Linked DNA regions of Homo sapiens: region 1 is linked to region 2. Evidence: chromatin loops called from intact Hi-C (ENCODE). Cell type or tissue: OCI-LY7. All regions are shown on one strand. Links, peaks and the distances in the headings refer to the core of each region. The heading gives the core; the rest is flanking DNA. Region 1 has its middle 47 kb from the start of ZNF519. Region 2 has its middle 10 kb from the start of MC5R.

What was found. Hi-C counts contacts between places; a loop is a spot of excess contacts. Peaks named below come from ENCODE experiments on the same cell type or tissue, not always from the same donor. Only the 100,000 strongest peaks of a DNase experiment are listed, where the experiment ranks them.
Region 1: it touches region 2 in a loop (3-fold over the local background); 1 of 110 quality-filtered maps calls a loop at or near these places.

Annotation. Positions count from the first base shown.
Region 1 is chr18:14,177,553-14,180,471 of GRCh38, reverse strand. It overlaps the pseudogene ANKRD20A5P. Among named protein-coding and RNA genes, the nearest start is that of ZNF519, 47 kb to the right of the region's middle. In OCI-LY7, for the core only: CTCF peaks have their summits at 1,474 and 1,685 (motif pointing left); DNase peaks (open chromatin) are centred at 1,021 and 1,481; H3K4me3 peaks cover 1,727 bases; H3K27ac peaks cover 453 bases.
Region 2 is chr18:13,812,347-13,815,265 of GRCh38, reverse strand. No RefSeq gene overlaps it. Among named protein-coding and RNA genes, the nearest start is that of MC5R, 10 kb to the left of the region's middle. In OCI-LY7, for the core only: CTCF peaks have their summits at 1,619 and 1,820 (motif pointing left); a DNase peak (open chromatin) is centred at 1,785.

The DNA.
Region 1 (2,919 bases), core at 162-2,661, 370 kb before region 2:
CCGGTACTTTACTCATTTTCATATGTAAAAATTTCAATCTGTATTCCATCAGGAACTCATGTTTGTGACATAAAATTTCATTAGTTTTCTTCAAACAGCAGACATTTTTTCATTAATAATTCATCCTTTCCTACTCATTAATCCTTACGTATATCTTACATAATTTCAGTGTTTCTGGGTTGCCTATTCTGTTCTATGCGTTTGTCTTTTCAGCTGTTAGTAAACAATTAATTGTAGAAATTAATAGCACATTTTGATATCTAGAGCAGCAAGTGTTTTTTCACTCCATTATGAAATTTTTTTAAATGTCATCACAATAGTGAAAGACAGCAGGTGTCATACAAAAATGTTAAAACCTTGATATTTTCATTCTGTCTATGTAAAATTGATAAACACAGAAAGAGCTCACATTCTGAGGAAAATGTGTCTTCCCATTCAAGAACACAGAACCCACCTCCCACTTCCAAGTTTCTCTCTAAGAACCTTCAGTAAAGAACCTACCTACACAGGGGGATACGGATGTAAAACGGACAGTTTTATCTGAGAACTTTTCGCCTACTGAAAATAACTCACGGCATTTTTGATAGGGGAATGAGTTCTCTCATTAGGCACCTCCTATAATGTATATAAACCATGTTTTAAACGTGTACGTTAAAATTATCAACACCGTATATGCTTAACTTTGTGAGTTAAATCACTCAAATTCTCCACCAACTGCTCCAGCCAGGGAATTATGAGGGATGGAAAACAGCTGAGGGTCCGTTTGGCTCCGCCGCTCAGAGGGTGCCCGGCGACCTCCAAGGCCCCCGTCCCAGGGGCTGCCAGAAAGCCGGACCTGGGGACCCCCTGCCACCCCGGGCTGAGCCCTCGCTACCTGTGCTGCTTGTCCAGGGCGTCAAGGTCTCCGCTCCTGCGCGCCAGACAGCGCTCCATCTCCGCAGCGTCGCCCTTGACAGCTGCCTTGTGGATCTTCTGCAGTTCCGAGTACCGGATTCGGTACCCGGAACCCGTGTAGAGGTGGTCTATGGAGCCCAGGACCGTCTGGCCCCTGCGGCTCCTGAAGCCGAACAACTTCATGGTGGTGACTTCTCAGACTCCCAACTACCGGCTCTTGAGAGGGGGCAGCTCCCTGTTACCTTTTCACCTCCCCCCACGCCCCCGCCGACCCAGCCCCAAATCCCCTATCCAACCCCAAATCCCCGATCCAACCCCAAATCCGCGATCCAACCCCCAATCCGCGATCCCAAATCTATTATCTAATCCAAAATCCGCGATCCAGCCCAGTCCACCACAGCCTTCAGCAGCGACACTCGCAGCCTCCGACCTCTCAGACCGAGTGAGCCTCGCAAAGCCGTTGGGCGCGCGCCTGCACCGCGGTGGCCGCCCGGGTCCCGGAAGTCGCTCGGAGGTGGCACGCGCTGGCAGGTGGGGCTGCAGCTGCGAGAGGGGGCGGGCCTGGGAACCACCGCGGGTATGGGGGCCTTGCCATTCTCAGGATTCCTGCGGAAACGCTGTGCGCTCGCTGCGCTCCAGGAGCAGGAGCAGGAGGAGGTCGCCCTCTAGAGTCTGGAGTCTGGGGAGAGGAGGAAGGCTCCTTCTTTGTAGGCCACTGGTGTTGCTGAAACCTCTGCCGCCACCTGCAGGGCACCCCCTGATAGCGCCCCTAACCCGCCGCCAGCTGTTGGACCCGGGATAGCGCCCCTAACACCCTCCCCTCACAGCTGCAGTGTAGAAACCCAATAGCGCCCCCAACCCGTCCCCGCCTCAGACGTTGCAGCACCAGATAACTCCCCCAACCTGCCCCCTGCCGTGGGCCATGCAGCCACGGATTGGACCCCCAACCAACCCCCCCGCCGCGGGCAGTGACGCCCCAGAAAGCACTGCAACCTGATCCCCGCCGTGTGAATAGTGCAGCCAAGGATCCTTAAGGCCCCCAACCCGCTCCCCACGATGGGCAGTGCCGTCCCAGATAGCGGATAGCACCCCCAACCATCCCCCAGCCGCGGGGTATGATGCCCTGGATAGCGCACCCAACCCGCAGTCCCCCGTGGACAGCTTAGCCCCCGACAGCTCCCCTAACCCGTATGCCACTACCGAGAATATGGTCCCGATAGCGCACCAAACCTGACCCCCGCCACAGGCAGTGCAGCAGCTGATAGCTCCCCTAACTCGCTCCCACTGACCACAGTACAGCCCCCTAATGATGTCCACAACCCACCACACCTCCCCACCTGCCACCGGTGGGGTATCGCCCCCAAACTGCCCCTTGCCGCTGGCAGTGTAGCCCCCAATAGAGCACCCAACGCCCCCCTCTATCATGAGCAGTCCGGCCCGCGATAGCGCCCGAAACCACCCCGTCCAATCACCTCCCTGTACTCCCCCTTTCCCGCCCCCCCCACCTGCAGTGTACCACCGGAGGCCCCTAACCTATCCCCTGCGGGGGGCATTGCAGCCCCAGATAGCGCCCCCAACAAGTCCCCCGCCGCGGGCGGTGCAGCCCCCAAACCACCCCCCACCCCAGTCAGCACCCCGACCAATCCCCCCACCCCGGCGCCGCCGGCAGTGTAACCACAGTAGCGGCCCTAACCCGTCCCCTGTGGCGGGCAGTGTAGCACACAATAGGGCCCCCAACCAGCCCTACTGCTGCTGGCAATACAGCCCAGGATAGTGCCCCCAACCCGCCCCCACCGCTGCTGCGGGCAGCGCAGCCCGGCATAGCACACCTAAAGTAGTGACGCCCGGAATAACACCCCTACCGGCCCCCGGCCTCGGGCAGTATAGCCCCGGATAGCGCACCTACCCAATCGCCTTTCTACGCTCTGGCCGGCTGCAGTGTCCGCTGCTGCCACCCACCGCAGCGAGGCGAGCCAGCGAGGCCAGCCGCAGTCCCACAGACTCTAGCCTCCAGCCTGTGGTAGG
Region 2 (2,919 bases), core at 267-2,766:
TTGGGAGGCTGAAACCAGAGGATCCCTTGAAGCCAGGAGTTCAAGACCAGCCTGGGCAACAAAGCAAGACCCCATCTCTACAAAAATAGAATAAAATAATTAGCCAGGTGAGGTGGCATGCACCTGTAGCCCCAGCTACTCAGGAGGCTGAGGCGGGAGGATTGCACGAGCCCAGGAGTTTGAGGCAGCAGTGAGCTACGGGCACACCACTGCATTCCAGCCTGAGTGACACAGATAGACCCTGCCTCTGAAAAAAAAAAAAAAAAGTTTTTTTTAAAGGTACTCAATAACAGACTGAATGTAAATCCACTCCCAGAAACTAAGGCAAGCAATTGATATTTACATTACTGCTACAGTTTAAGCAGACCCTATTACCCCCTGCTGAGACTTTATCTAAGGAAGTAGTCCAAATGAAGGATAAAGCTATCATGATGAAGACAGTCATCGCAGAATTATTCATAATTTCAAAAAAAGTAACAATAGGATAATGACAAATTAAATAATTATGTCTACTGAGAGGACTATTACCCAGTCATTAAAAATTATGAAACTCAAGGCCAGGCACAGTGGCTCACGCCTGTAATCCCAGCACTTTGGGAGGCTGAGGCAGGTGGATTACCTGAGGTCAGGAGTTCAGACCAGTGTGGGCAATGTGGTGAAACCCCATCTCTACTGAAAATACAAAAATTAGCCTGGCATGGTGGCGCGCACCTGTAATCCCAGCTACTTGGCAGGCTGAGGCACAAGAATCACTTGAACCCGGGAAGCAGAAGTTGCAGTGAGCCGAGATTGCACCATTGCACTCCAGCCTGGGTGACAGAGCAAGACTCCATCTCGGAAAAAAAAAAAGAAAATCATTAATCAGCTTTAAAATGTTTACAATATAATAAGATGCAAATGTACATTATGATTGTAATCATGTTAGAATATTTATGCATTTGGACAAAGGCCAGTGGGAAATAAAAATGAAAATGGATTAGGGCATTGTTTTTCCCTGTTTTCCCAAACTTTGAATTTATTAATTTTATGATGCCTGACCTGGAGCATAATGAAGTTTGACATCAGACAGTGCAAAGTTCCAAGGTGACCCTAGTCCCTTTAAGATTGGACAAGGCATACAGAATGCTTAGTGGTGCACCCATCTGATGGAAAATTGCACACATGGTTTTTAAAATTTTTACATATCAGCAGGGAATGATATTGGCGGCCTATGGCTAAATGTATGATCCCAATTTTGTTTATGTAGATAGATGATTGATGGAAAACAACAGATAGGACTTTTATAATCAAAGCAAACAGACCACAGATAACCAAAATTGTTACCTCTGGTTGGTACAATTATTGATGAATTTTATTTTCTTCTGCATACTTTTCTCTGGTTTCCGATCTTCTACAATAAATATATTTTATATTTGTAATGGTAAGCTATAAACATTATTTTTAAAAGAAAAAAGCTGCATCTCTCAGCAATGTGTCAGTATGGATAACCTTGCAAAACTCTTTGGCCCACCCCAATGGGCCTGACTCCTATCCTACTCAAATCTGCTAGCTTTTGCTTTGCTCACTGGGTTCTCCTCCAGAAATTCGAGCCCCTGCTGACACAGTCAATCCCTCTAGAATCTAGCGCCGTTTAACTCCAACTTTGTTGCAATCAACACGCATTTGCCTCTGCTTCAACTCTTACCACCTTCAATTTTAGCTGGTATCAACTCAAGCAGGGATTTTCTCCCTGGCTTCCTACATTGCCTTAATTGATTCCTGGGCAGACCCAGCCCAGAGAGTTGTGACTCATGTGGCTCTTTGCTGCCCTCTCCTGATCATAGATGGCACTACCTCAGCTGCCCCATGAAAGTCTATTGTACCAACATCCAATATTCAGAAGAAACATTACAACATTAGGCTCTGGTAATTAAGGAGGGCAGCTGTAGAATTCATATGCTGAAAACTTTTATTCTATCTTAACCAAGATAGAAATAACAGAACAAAAGCCTGCTGCATATCTGTCAATGTGTGGGTCTCATTAGCCATAACAAAATTATTATTCATCACAGCTTCAGACTGGTATATTTGGAACTTTTGGGATTACTGATGTTGCAATTTTCAGCAGCTCATGATTGTTCTTAGGCTTAAATTTCACAGATGGATCAGATACTGCAGTGTCTACCTTTGCACAGGAATGTGAGAATTTTGAAAGGCCAACCAACAAATTGCCAAAAACAAAGCTCATGTTGACACTTTCCAAATAAACCTCTTGGCTGAACCAAGTGTAGACATTCACAAAGACCCAGGGACACATCCTGATATGAGATGATGCTTTGCTACATGTCTCAGATATTAAAGGACAATGCCTGCTACAAACGATGCACACATCAGAGCAGGTGTTCTTGCATTCAGGGTCGGCAGAACAACATAAGTACACACGCCCCCAAAACAGATCAGCTCAGATCTAACAGTACCTGCTTCAACTCCACAGGCTGAACACTTGAAAGCTGTTTGTAAGGGTGTGAAGAACACATTCCACGCTAAGGGCAGCCATGGAGATCTTCCTTCTTCACAGGTTTCGTCTTGCCCAGCCTTTTCAGTGATGTTCATAAAAGGCTGTGAGAACGAGATGGAAATCAAGTGCACTGATGCTATTAGCTTTGGGATAGGAATCTTCCACAGCAAAGTCTCGGTCTGCTCTTATGGGGGGTTTTATGGGTTCCCTGTGTTTTCCTTCCAGCTTCTAGGTTGTGTTCAGGGATCCATTCCCCCTACCACCGCCCACCTCCGAGAAAGCCAACGCACCTCCGACCCCCACCAGCCCACCCACAAGGTTTTGCTGATTCTGATCAATACAAAAGGAGCCTGCTGAGGGGTTTCTGGGGATGGTTCCTTCCAGAGCTATATGATGACAGTCCTCTTCTTCCTTCGGGAGTC